2 separate regions of the Homo sapiens genome follow, and region 1 is linked to region 2. Evidence: chromatin contacts called from ENCODE Hi-C or POLR2A ChIA-PET data. All regions are on one chromosome and are shown on one strand. The core of a region is the stretch at or near the end of the contact, and the rest is flanking DNA. Distances in the headings are between cores, read along the strand shown.

Evidence for each region. A loop is a pair of places that touch in the nucleus more often than their neighbours do. ChIA-PET counts read pairs that join two places held with the same protein, here RNA polymerase II (POLR2A). Pooled maps may share reads with other maps.
Region 1: a loop to region 2 is called in a pooled map, with 2.9 times the contacts of the local background. The contact joins the enhancer-like site here to the promoter of TRNT1 in region 2. A Hi-C loop is called at or near these places in 1 of 168 maps with a recorded cell type or tissue (colonic mucosa) and 3 of 50 pooled maps. POLR2A ChIA-PET finds 5 or more read pairs at or near these places in 5 of 52 experiments (CD4-positive, alpha-beta memory T cell, CD8-positive, alpha-beta T cell, activated T-cell and 2 more).

What each region holds. Positions count from the first base shown.
Region 1 is chr3:3,190,249-3,196,407 of GRCh38, reverse strand. No RefSeq gene overlaps it. Among named protein-coding and RNA genes, the nearest start is that of CRBN, 14 kb to the right of the region's middle. Within about 2 kb of position 4,292, at least 3 of the 41 ENCODE cell types and tissues checked have a DNase peak (open chromatin) inside an H3K27ac peak, as active enhancers do; they include CD8-positive, alpha-beta T cell, where a contact is called at or near this core.
Region 2 is chr3:3,122,340-3,128,189 of GRCh38, reverse strand. It overlaps TRNT1 (tRNA nucleotidyl transferase 1), which reads right to left and starts at 1,250. Exons shown (of 8, transcript NM_182916.3): 1 at 1,200-1,250. It overlaps LOC124909339 (a long non-coding RNA gene), which reads left to right and starts at 1,359. Exons shown (of 2, transcript XR_007095786.1): 1 at 1,359-1,630; 2 at 5,552-5,850. RefSeq lists enhancers at 687-766, 189-919 and a silencer at 1,127-1,546.

The DNA of each region.
Region 1 (6,159 bases), core at 3,043-5,542, 65 kb before region 2:
ACCTTAGGAGCATCTAGTTTATCCCAGTTATACAAATGCAAACAGGCCTAACAGGTTAAGGGTTCCTCCTAGTGGCCGAGCCAGGATTTCAGCCCCATTGATTAATTTCCAGACACTTGCGCTTTCTCCTCTCCTCACTAGAAATTGGATTCTCCCTTTTTATGAAGAGCCTCAAAGCATCATGAAATGAGTTTTCAGTGTCAGTTCCATGTACTAGCATTGCCTAACTGTTAGTCTAAAAGTGTGGCCCCTGAAGTCAGAGTTCATGTCCTCTGGTAGAAGGGAAAATGGACTCATAATGTCATCCCAACTCTTTGGTGAATAAACAAAAAACATTCCACTTCTAGGCTGAGGACACAACTTCTTTAAGGAGATTTGAATGAAAAGCACTAATTATTTGCCAGCAGTCTGATATTTGAATCACCCACAGTGTTTGCAGTACTACAGACTTCTGACTTTTCTTTCATCCGTCAAGAAATGCTACCTTAAAAGGCTGTCAGTGATCAGCACAATATATTTTAACATTAGATAAAAAAGCCCATCCAGAGCCATTAGAATAAACTCAAATTTGCTGTTAAACCTAATATGAAGATATTATTCAAACACTTCCAACCTCAGACCTTTGCTGAGGCAATTTCTTAGATCTTTGCTCCTGATATTTCTAAATTCACTCCCCGAATGAAGACACCCACTAAATGTCTCCCTGTCAAATGCTACAGTTTTAGGAAAATTCATTTTACTGTTAATACTTAAGGGACAGAGGGATCTCAGATTTGAGAGATCTGCATTCTGTGGGGATACTTGATGTGTGTCCCTGTGCTAATTTTAAATCTCATCATAGAAATGAAATACATAGATAAGAAAAGTTGTGTTAAATGAGCACTGTACATGGATTATCCATTTGCAAAGACTGATAATGCAATAAAGTACTCTTAACATTGAAAATGTGAGTAATAAAATGTAATCTTTCTTTGATTCTGAATGCTCTTTAAGATTGTGCAGTGCCTTGGACTTACCACAGGGAATATTACTTTTTATGGATCATAGGACCATAGAACTTTGGAATTGAAAGGAACATTTTGGATCATCCAGTTAAGGGTTGACAACTAGGTTTTGCCCAGTTATGAACAACAATTGATTGTTATGGTTCTGGTGTGCTATGCTGAGAATTCTGAGGTTATGTTTGGATTCAGTGGAAAAGTATAATGAGATTGATTAGCAATGTCTGAGTAGGGTGGGAGGAAGAACAGTGGCTGGTTTGGCACTTATTTGGTGTCCTTAATGAGTCCAACTTCTTCATTTAACAATGAGTAGCCTAGTAAAAGGATTTGCCAGACAGAGTCAACCAGCTGGCAAAGTTGTGGTCAAGCAGAACTAACCACCACTATTGCTAACACAGGATGTTAGCTCTACAATTTCAACTGGCAACTTCTAGAAAATAGAAAATAAAATAATTTCTTGGATGTCTAAAAACTTTGGCAGAAAAAAATAACTAAGCAGAAAATATATTTGGATGGTGATATAGTTTACCTAGGAAATTGATGACAATTCATTGAATAGTTTAAAAGAATTTGAAGTCAAATTTTTTGTGAGGCACCATGTAGTTTAAACTATAATTATGCTTTTAGAATTCATTTTTATACTCTGAAATTTGTTTGTTTTCTCTATGCAAGTTACTGCATTAGAGTTGTGAGAATAGTCATGAAATATTTTAGGCAAAAATCCCCTAGCGTTTAACAGATGCTTAGTGAGTACTTGCTGGATTCAGACAATGTACTCAGTCCTGGAAATTCAATGCCAAATGGAACCCTACGTTAAAGGAGTTGTCAGCCTGGTTGGCAATTTCTGGCACCATAACCAATGGTTAAAGCAACTTTGTTTTGTTTTGTATTTTAAATCTGTAGAGAAATCCAAGAAATGAGATAGAAGTCATGTCCTGAAGAAAGTTAAAAAATAGTAAGTGTGGCTCGGCACTGTGGCTCACACCTGTAATTCCAGCACTCTGGGAGGCTGACGTGGGAGGATTGCTTGAGGTCAGGAGTTCTAGACCAGCCTGACCAACATGGTGAAACCCCGTCTCTACTAAAAATACAAAAATTATCCAGGCGTGGTGACAGGCACCCATAGTCCCAGCTACTCAGAAGGCTGAAGCAGGAGAGTCACTTGAACCCAGGAGGCGGAGGTTGCAGTGAGCTGAGATCACATCACTGCACTCCAGCCTGGGCACTAGAGCAAGACTCCATCTCAAAAAAAAAAAAAAAAAAAAAAAAAAGGAATAGTAAGGGAGAAGCTGACAAGACAAGCTGACCATTTTTTTCAAATAAATGCTCAGTGACTATTTGAAACATCAAGCTTTTAAGTATTTTAAATATTTTTACTAAAATACAGCACATGTACAATATATCAAAATACATAGCTCAGTGAATTATCACACAATGAACAGAGTGATCACAGCCATGAAACCATCATTCAGAGCAAGAAATAGAACATCACCAACTCAGAAACCCCTTTCATCCTCCTCCCAGTCTTTACCCCTTACATTAGCCCAAGCGTAATTACCATCCTGACTTCTAACACCAGATTCATTTCTCCAATTTTTTTACCTTTATGTTGATGAATCACATTATATTTATTATTTTATATCTGGCTTCTTTTGCTTAACAGTATTTTGTCAGAGTTATCCATGTTCTGAGGAGCTATAATTTATTTTTATTACTATATAATATCACACTGTATAAATATAGTTTAGTTTGTTGATCCATTCTGTTGTTGGAGGATATATATCTACGTTACTTCCAAACTGGAATTACTACAGATGATGTTTTTTTTCTCTTTTTTTTCTTTTGTGAAAGCAAGTTCATTAGGAAAGTAAAGGAATGAAGAATGGCTACTCCATAGGTAGAGCAGCCTACAAATGATGTTTCTACAAACATCCTTGTACATGCATTGAAATGCATGCATTTCAACTAGGGACATACTTAGGATTATAATTGCTGGGTCATTGGTATAGATATGACTAACATAAATACTTCCAAGCAGTTTTCCAAAGTGGTTGTAACCAATTTATACTCATATTTATAGCATAGGAGAGTTTGCATTGTTCTACATCCTTGTTAACTTTGGTTATTTTCAATTAATATTAATTGGTCTAGTAGGTATTTCATTAGAGTTTAAATTTGCATTTTCCTAATTATGAAGAAAATTGAACATATTCTCATGTTTGGGCATTTGGAGACCCTTTTATAAAGTACATGTTAAAGCCTCTTGCTCAATTTTCTTTCAGATTGTCTATTTTTTTAATGTATAGATTGTTTAAAGAAATTGGACAATATTCAAAGTAAGAACTGAACTACAGTTCATCGACAAACACCGCAAGAATGTGCATCAGTCGGGGATAAGTCAGGTTTCATAAACCACCCCAGTTATATGAAAAGAGAGCTTAATACAAAGAATTGCTAACTAGTTACAGAATTGTAACCAGGTAACTGAAAAGGCAAAAAGAGAACATTAAGGTAACATGGAGGTAATAATTGCAGGTCTAGAATATAAAGGGAAAGGTTGGCATTATTAAACTCAGAAGCTGGAAGCAGGGGCCTATTGAGCTGAAATTCAGTGCTCTGAGAAGGTGCTGGTCAGCTACAGCCAGGGTCTCTTGACAGGTTGAAAGGCTGGTTCTGCAAATGTTGGAAAAACTACATGCTGGATGTGATTGCTGCTACAGGAACACAATGACATTGGAGAAGTGGGACGAGCATGATGTTCCCAGGAGCAAGAAGCAGACAGGAAGGAGTGAGTCCCTTCTTTCTCCAGCCTTGTGGTTTCCCTCTAGTACCTCCTAGGGGAGCACAAAGCCAAATACCTCCCAGAGAGGTTGGAGCTAAGAGACAGTAGGTTAATTACTGGCAAGAGATCAAAAAGGCAAACCAATGAGTGGGAGAAGATGCACAACAAACAACGGACTTGGCTCTAGATTTGAGTGATATATAGCAGGTAACAATAGTGTAACCAAAATGTGGGTTAGTTGCTTATCACTTGCAGAGTTCAATTAACAAGAGTGAGGTCTGGTATAAAGAAAGTGATTTATTTCCAAAGCTAGCTTAGAGGATGAAGCACAGGCATCCCACCTTTAAATGTACCGCTTCCCTCTTGGAGAAGAAAGTGAGCACTTTTAAAAGACAGGGGAGAAAGTGAGCAAGGGCAATGGTCCTCATACTAGCTTATCTACCACGCAGTAGAGCTGGTGACTGCTGGTGTTTTCCTGGGCAAGCTGTTATCTCTCAAGACAACTTCCTGGAGGGTGAGAGTTCCCTAGCAAACATGCTGTGGTTTGTAAATTAACTGTTAAGAGTTCTGTCTTAGAGCACACAGTTACGTGAACTTACCCAGTAAGAGATGTCTGAAGGAGAGGTAAAAGCCTATATAGTTCCATTTCTGAAGGGCTAAATAGGATGTGGGGAACCAGGAGAACAATAAGAGAGAAAAACCACCTCTTAGAAAAATGGGGGTACTGGGTTACAATTGCTAGGCTTTGAGATAGTGCTTACCACGTGCCAGCTCTGTTCTAAGGCTTCACCATGTTATTATAATTCATCTCACAAAGGCCCTTTAAGAGTAAATTATCTTCATTCCCACTTGAAAGATGAGGAAACAGAGGCAAGAGAGTTTAAGTAAACTGCCCAAAGTCTTACAGCCAGGAACTGCCAGATAGAATAAAATTCAGATAGATTTAATTCATTTTTGTCTTCATACTCAAATTCAAAAATAGGATTTACTGTTAAAACAGCTATAAAAAAATTATAGTAAATGAGACATGAAAAGTAGTAGCAGGTCTCCTGACTTAAGGGAACTTTTACAGTAATCAATAATTTCTAGTCATAAAGATATGGCTCATAAAAATGTGGCCGATGGCATCAAAATCTTTTATCTTTTACCTTCTAGAAAATTCTTATCTGCTTTTAGTTGGTCTTTCAAGAATTCTTGTCACTATAGTGAAAAAACATAGATTTTAGGGATGTGGGTTGTTTAAAATTATGTTTACTGACTGTTGATCTGCTTTCTGCACTTTGTTCTTGCAGATGATAATTGTCTGGGTGAGAATAGTTCTTCTTTGCCTTCTCTGGAATCAAAACTTAGGCTCAAACTGCTCCCAAAGCAGTAACTCATAGGAAAACTCCAGATTATTCATTGCCTGTGCATGATTGTATGAATGTAACTGAACTGCCTACAGGCCCAGTAATTTCACTTTTCTCACCTGTGGATGCAGCCTACACATGCTGATCGGTCAGAGATTTGGAGAAAATAGAATTCATTGATTTATTTATGCTTGCTCTGAAGTGTAGGGTAAGCTGAAAACCTGACTTTCTTTAAAAGGCAAGTCAGTGTTGGCAGTCTTCTAGAATTTGAGTGGGGAACTAAGGCTTATTGGGCCCCCTCTGTGTCTCAAGCACTGTGTGGCAAGTAATGCCACTGCCTCCTTATTGGTGTCTCCTAGTCCACACTTGTCCCGATTCTTCTGTTCCTCCACCCTGCAGCCAAATACTGATTTCCAAATGCAAAGCTAATCATAAGATTCTGCTTTGGGGAGGGTGAAAATTCTTAATACGGTCCACAGGAGCTAATTTTCTTGTAAACTGCAACCTCAACCTCCTGGGCTCAAGCAATCCTCCTGCCTCAGCCTCCCAAGTAGCTGGTACTACGGGTGCATGCCACCATATCTGGCTAATTTATTTTTAATAGAGACAAAGTCTCACTGTGTTGCCTAAGCTGGTCCCAAACCCCCAAACTCAAGCGATTTTCCTGCCTTGCTCTCCCGAATTGCTGGAAGTGCTGGGATTGCAGATGTGAGCCACTGTGTCCAGCCCTGCATCCTTCTAATAGGGACCCCTGAGATTAGATTGAACCCATCTAGATATTTCAGGAAAAATTCTCCATCTCAAAATCCTCAACTTAACACATCTGCAAAGCCTCTTTTGCCATGTAAAGTGATGTATTCACAGGGATGTAGATTTCTTCAGGGGACCATTATTCAGGTTGCCCAAACCCTACCTCATCATTCATTCTTCCCTTCTATTTCTAGTGAAGAAATGCCTCTTGCATTTGCCAAGGCTTACATCATAACTTTCCCATGTTCTGTCCTTTACCTCCTCCCACACAGTGTGC
Region 2 (5,850 bases), core at 1-2,500:
TTTAGCAGGAGAGAATATAAGGGTAATCACCCCAGCACCTGGACCCATTTAGATTAAGTAAATTTACTCAGGCTCCAGAGGAAGGTCTTCAGGACTCAGATCTTATGGGTAAGAAGTTAATCACTTGTATCTTTAGATCAATGCACACTTACACATAAACATACAACTTACAAGGTATATAAGCTCTGGAAAGCTCTGTAATTCTGAGTCGGTCTGGGATATTTTCCACGCCTTCGCCCCGTACCTGGTTACAGAAATAAACTCCTTTCTTTCCTAGTTTATCTGCATCTCATTATTGGGCAGCGAGAATAAGCAGCCCAACCCTCGGTTTGGTGGTTTGGTCGGGGAGCATTACCACGACACTCGCATGCCACATGGTACTGTGATGACACTCTCCCCAGAGCAGGGCTTCAGGCAGTATGAGAGGGATGCGGGGTTCTAGAAACTCTAACCGAGTTTCTGGTCTCCAAAACTTGTCATGGTCACAGGTGGGTATCACCCTACTTCCCCACCTGCACTCGAGGATTCACGACCCTGGGATAGCTCCTAGACATTGTATTTTCCCATGAATTTAGTTTTGCTGCCCCCATTTTCCTGATTCTTTTCCTGCCATCTTGCAATCTCCTCTGATTTCTGGCACACCGCGGCCTTCCCTTCTACATATCACATCCTCGTTCTCCCCATACGGGGGTCCTGCCCATAAGGAGGCCGCAGCAGCTCTCGAGTGACCCCGGTGTAAACCTGCAGAGAAAAACCATTCCATTCCACGGAAGCGGGTGGAGGAGCCGCGCTTCCCGGCAGGCCACGTGGGGCGGAAAGACCCACTCAGTTTCCTCGCACCTCCGCCTCGACTTAGGAAAACGCTCTGGGGAACCCCAGCCCTGAAAAGGCGCGTCTCACCCCCCACGCCGGGTGCTGGCGACAAGGCCCAGTGAAAAAGCGTCTCGGGGCCGTCCGCGCGGAGGGGAAAGTGCTGAGGGAAGCCAAGGAATCCGCGCCTGCGGTCGCCGGAAACGTGGCGGGGACACGACCTCCGCGTCGGGGCTATTTTGCCCACTGCTGAGGAGGCCTCTCGCCACGTCCCGCTCCCGTCTTCCTCGAGGACCGGGCGCGGTGGCGCCTCTGGCCCACAGCAGGAAGGAAGGGGCAGCAACTCACGCCACCAACTCTGCCCCTCTGAGCGGCGCGCGCCCGCTTACCGGCCCCGCTGTTGCCGCAGCCGCCACCGCCGCCACGCGCACTTCCGGGCTGGTGAACGCGGTGACGTCACCAACGCACATGGGTTGGCGGCGAATGGGAAGTCGCGGCGGGGCGAGGGCGAGTGCGGGGGCGGGGCCCGGACCGAAGGGCTTCCGCCTCCCGTCGCTCCTCCCCACCGTGAGGCGAACCTCAGCCGGTTTCCCAGCCCCGCCGAGGCCCGCTGGGGCGAAGCGGAGCCCCGGGGGGCCCTGAGGAAACCGGCGCGGGTTCGTTTAATTACGCCCTTCTCGCCAGACCTCTGGCTGGCCCTGAGCTGCTCAGAAGCCCATCTGCGCGGCATGCCCGTGCGATCTGAGACAACTGGCAGCTGTCTTCCTTTGCAAAACGAGACTGTTAATAAAACCTACCCCAGGGTAGGACGGACTGTTCGGTAAATGTTAACTTATCCGTGTTTGACTATTCTCTCCTCTAATCTCTGCATAGGGTTAAGTCCACAGTTGACAGAGTCACGCGCATTCGAAATCTAAGCCCGCCGGTCCTATGAACTTACTGGGCATATTTTATTTTCTTACCTGGTTTGTGTAACCATTGGCCTCCTTGGCCCGGAGGCTTCCCATCTGTAACGTGGAGAACTTAGATTTGATCCAGTTCATTAATTCTTTCTAGAGCGGAAAAGAGCAAAGAGAGTGGCAAAGGAGTGGGAATACAGCCGTTGAGCCCTTAAAGTGCGAAAATGTGTAGTTTTTGTTTTGTTTTGTTTTTGAGACGGAGTTTCGCTCTTGTCGCCCAGGCTGGAGTGCGGTGGCGCGATCTGGGCTCGCTGCAACCTCCGCCTTCCGGTTTCAAGCGATGCTCCTGCCTCGGCCTCCCGAGTAGCTGGGATTACAGGTGTCTGCCACCACGCCCGGCTAATTTTTAGTAGAGACGGGGTTTTGCCGTGTTGGCCAACTGGTCTCGAACTCCTGACCTCGTGTTCCCCAGGCCTCGGCCCCCAAAAGTGCCGGGATTACTTTTGCCGGGATTCGGCCACTGCGCCCGGCCGAAAATGTGTAGTCTTTTAAGTGTAACTTTACATCACTTAGCTTTCCCTAAAATTTTCCTAGAAAAATGCTTGTGCATGTTATTTCTGTTCTTTTGCCCTCCCCACATGCCTACCTGTTCTTCCCAAACTTTTCAGCCCCACTCTCTGTAGACTTCCTAAAACGTAAAAAGTAAGATGTGCAATTACCACACCTCTTCAAGGTGTTGAATATCCTGTTTTTGGAAGCACAGGACTGGCTTTCCAAATGGACATTCAGAGGCACAGCATTGATATCATCCGGTGCAAGGATTTTCTGTCTCTCTCTCTCTTTGGGGCAAGGAAAGCCCCAAATCATCCTTTCAGGCTTGTCTGCTATTTCTCACCACCATGACCCTAGACAAACTGGACCAAAGCCTCCATTGCTGTACCCACCTAGAATAGATTCTCCAAATCACCACCTATGAAGGCAACGCTAATACAACTATTATGATGACTTACTTCGTGCCAGTTACTGTGCTGGGCACCCTCAACAATTTCTGGCCTTGTAAATATATAGTTTATATATGCAGGTGTATATACAGTTGTCCTTCCGTATCCATGGGGTATTGGTTCCAGAACATCACCCCAGCCAGTGTTCAAGTTCTTTACATAAAATGGCATAATATTTACATATAGACTATACACATTCTGTAGTACAAATCATTTCTAGATTACTTATAATACCTGATATAAATGCTGTGTAAACAGTTGTTATGCTATATCGCTTCTTTGTGTTTTTTAATTGCTATTTAATTTTTTTTTTTTTTTTTGAGATGGAGTTTCACTCTGGCGCCCAGGCTGGAGTGCAGTGGCACGATCTCAGCTCACTGCAACCTCTGCTTTCCAGGTTCAAGCGATTCTCCTGCCTCATCCTCCCAAGTAGCTGGGATTACAGGCACCCGCCTCCACGCCCGGCTAATTTTTGTATTTTTAGTAGAGACGGGGTTTCACCATGTTGGCCAGGCTGGTCTTGAACTGCTGACCTCAGGTGACCCACCCACCTAGGCCTCCCGAAGTGCTGGGATTACAGACGTGCGCCATGGTGCCCCAGCCTTATTTAATATTTTGACCTGTGGCTGGTTGAATCCACTGATGGAGAACCCATGGCCATGGAAGGTCAACTGGAGAGAGAGAGAGAGAGAGAGAGAGGAGAAAGAGAGAGAGTAAGAGAATTCCTCCTGTACTGGCCAAGACAATAAAACAAAAATAGGGGTATTACTACAGATCATGTAGATATATATGAGGAGGTATTATAAACAATTTTATGCCAATTAATTTGACAATGTAGATGCAACGCACCAATTCTATAAAAAAGACAATTTATCAGAACTGAAATAGGGTAGAATTTAAAAATCTGAATAGCTTTTCATTTTTAAAGAAATTGAATTGTTGTTCAACAGACTTCTCACAAAGATAATTCCAGGCCCAGATGGTTTCAGTGGTCAAATTTATCAAACGCATAAGGAAGGAAGAACTCCAGTCTTGTGCAAAGTTTGTTTAGAAAATAGAGGAGGAAACAGTTTTCCTCTCATTTTGAGGCCAGCATAACCCGCATAACATAAAATCAACACTACAAAAAAATTAATATACAGCTTAATATACCACATGACCATAGAAACAAAAACAACTTTAATAAAATGTTAGGAAATTGAATCCAACAGTATATAGAAAGATAATACATCATGATCAATTTGGGTTTGTCCCCAGTGCAAGGAATGCAAGTTGTATTTAATGATCTAAAACCAATCAACGTAATTCACCATATTAACTGAAAAAGAAAAACTGTTGTCATCACAATAGATGCAGAAAGACCACTTAAAATTCAATCCCTACTCATAAAAACTGCCAAAAAAATTAGAAGGGACTTCCTCAATATAGTAAAGGTCATTCATGAAAAATCCATAGCCAATATCAGACTTAGTGGTAATATATTGAACACTCTCCCCCTTATATCAGGAAGAAGGCAAGGATGCCTCATCTTACCACTTCTTAACATTTGTCTGTAGTTTATAACCATTAACAAAGCAAGAAAAAGATATGGAAAGTGTAACAATTCAAAAGGAAGTAAAATTGTCCCTATTTTCAGATGACATGATGGTGGTTTATACAGAAATCATAGGAACTGACAAAACTACTACTAGAACTAACAAGTAAATTTAGGAAGGTCTCAGGATACCAGGTTAATATACATAAATCAATTCTATTTTTATATATTATCAGCAAAAATATAGTACATAAAAATATATATCACATATGAAGAAATAAGCGTAATAAGAGAAGCTATATGGTTAGCAACCAAACATATATAAAGATACTCATCAATCGCTAAGAGGCCAGATATGGTGGCCCTTGCCTGTAATCCCAGCACTTTGGGAGGTTAAGGTGGGAGGATCATTTGAGCCCAGGAGTTTGAGCCCAGCCTGGGCAATATAATGAGACCCTTTCTCTATAATTTATTTTTTAATAGCCGGGGTTGCTGTTGCGTGCCTGTATTCCCAGTTACTCAGGAGGCTGAAGTGGGAGAAACACTTTGAGCCCAGGAGGTCCAGGCTGCATTGAGCTGTGATTGCACCACTGCATTCCAGCCTGGACAACAGAGTGAGACATTGTCTAAAATATTATATATATATATATATAAAATCACTAGGGAAATACAAATTATACAACAATGAGATACCTTTTTGTTTTTTTAAGACGGAGTCTCACTCTTTCCCCTAGGCTGGAGTGCAATGGCATAGTCTCGGCCTACTGCAACCTATGCCTGCCAGGTTCAAGCAGTCTGCTGCCTGAGCCTTCTGAGTAGCTGGGATTACAGGCACGTGCCACCACACCTGGCTAATTTTTGTATTTTTAGTAGAGATGGGGTTTCACTATATTGGCCAGGCTGGTCTTGAACTTCTGACCTTGTGATCTGCCGCCTCAGCCTCCCAAAGTGCTGGGATTACAGGCACGAGCCACCACGCCTGGCCAACAATGAGATACCTTTACATACCCATTAGAATGTCTAAAATTGAAACACCTGGAAATATCAAATGCTGATGAGAATGAAGAGCAACTGCAACTCTCATACACCGTGGGTGGGAATACAAACTGGCCCAGCCACTTTGGTAAACAGTTTACTGGTGTCTGATAAGACTAGCTATACATATAGCTTATGGCCCAGCAGTCCCACTCCTAGATATTTACCTGAGAGAAATAAAAACTTATGTTCACACTAAAACGTGTATGTGAGTGGTGTAGTCACTTTATTTATAATTATTCCAAACTGGAAATAACCCAGATTTCTTCCAGCAGATGAATGGATAAGCAACCTGGAGCATATCCATACAATGGAATACTACTGAGCAAGATGAAAGAACAAACTGCTGATACACACAGCAACACATCTGACTCTCAAGTGAAGAAAGCCCCTTTCAAGAGGCTGCATATAATAGACTCCATTCATATGACATCCAGAAAAGGCAAAACTATAGGTCGGGCACAGTGGCTCACGCCTGTAATCCCAGCACTTTGGGAGGCCGAGGTGGGCAGATCACGAGGCCAGGAGTTCAAGACCAGCCTGGCCAACATGGTGAAAACCCATCTCTATG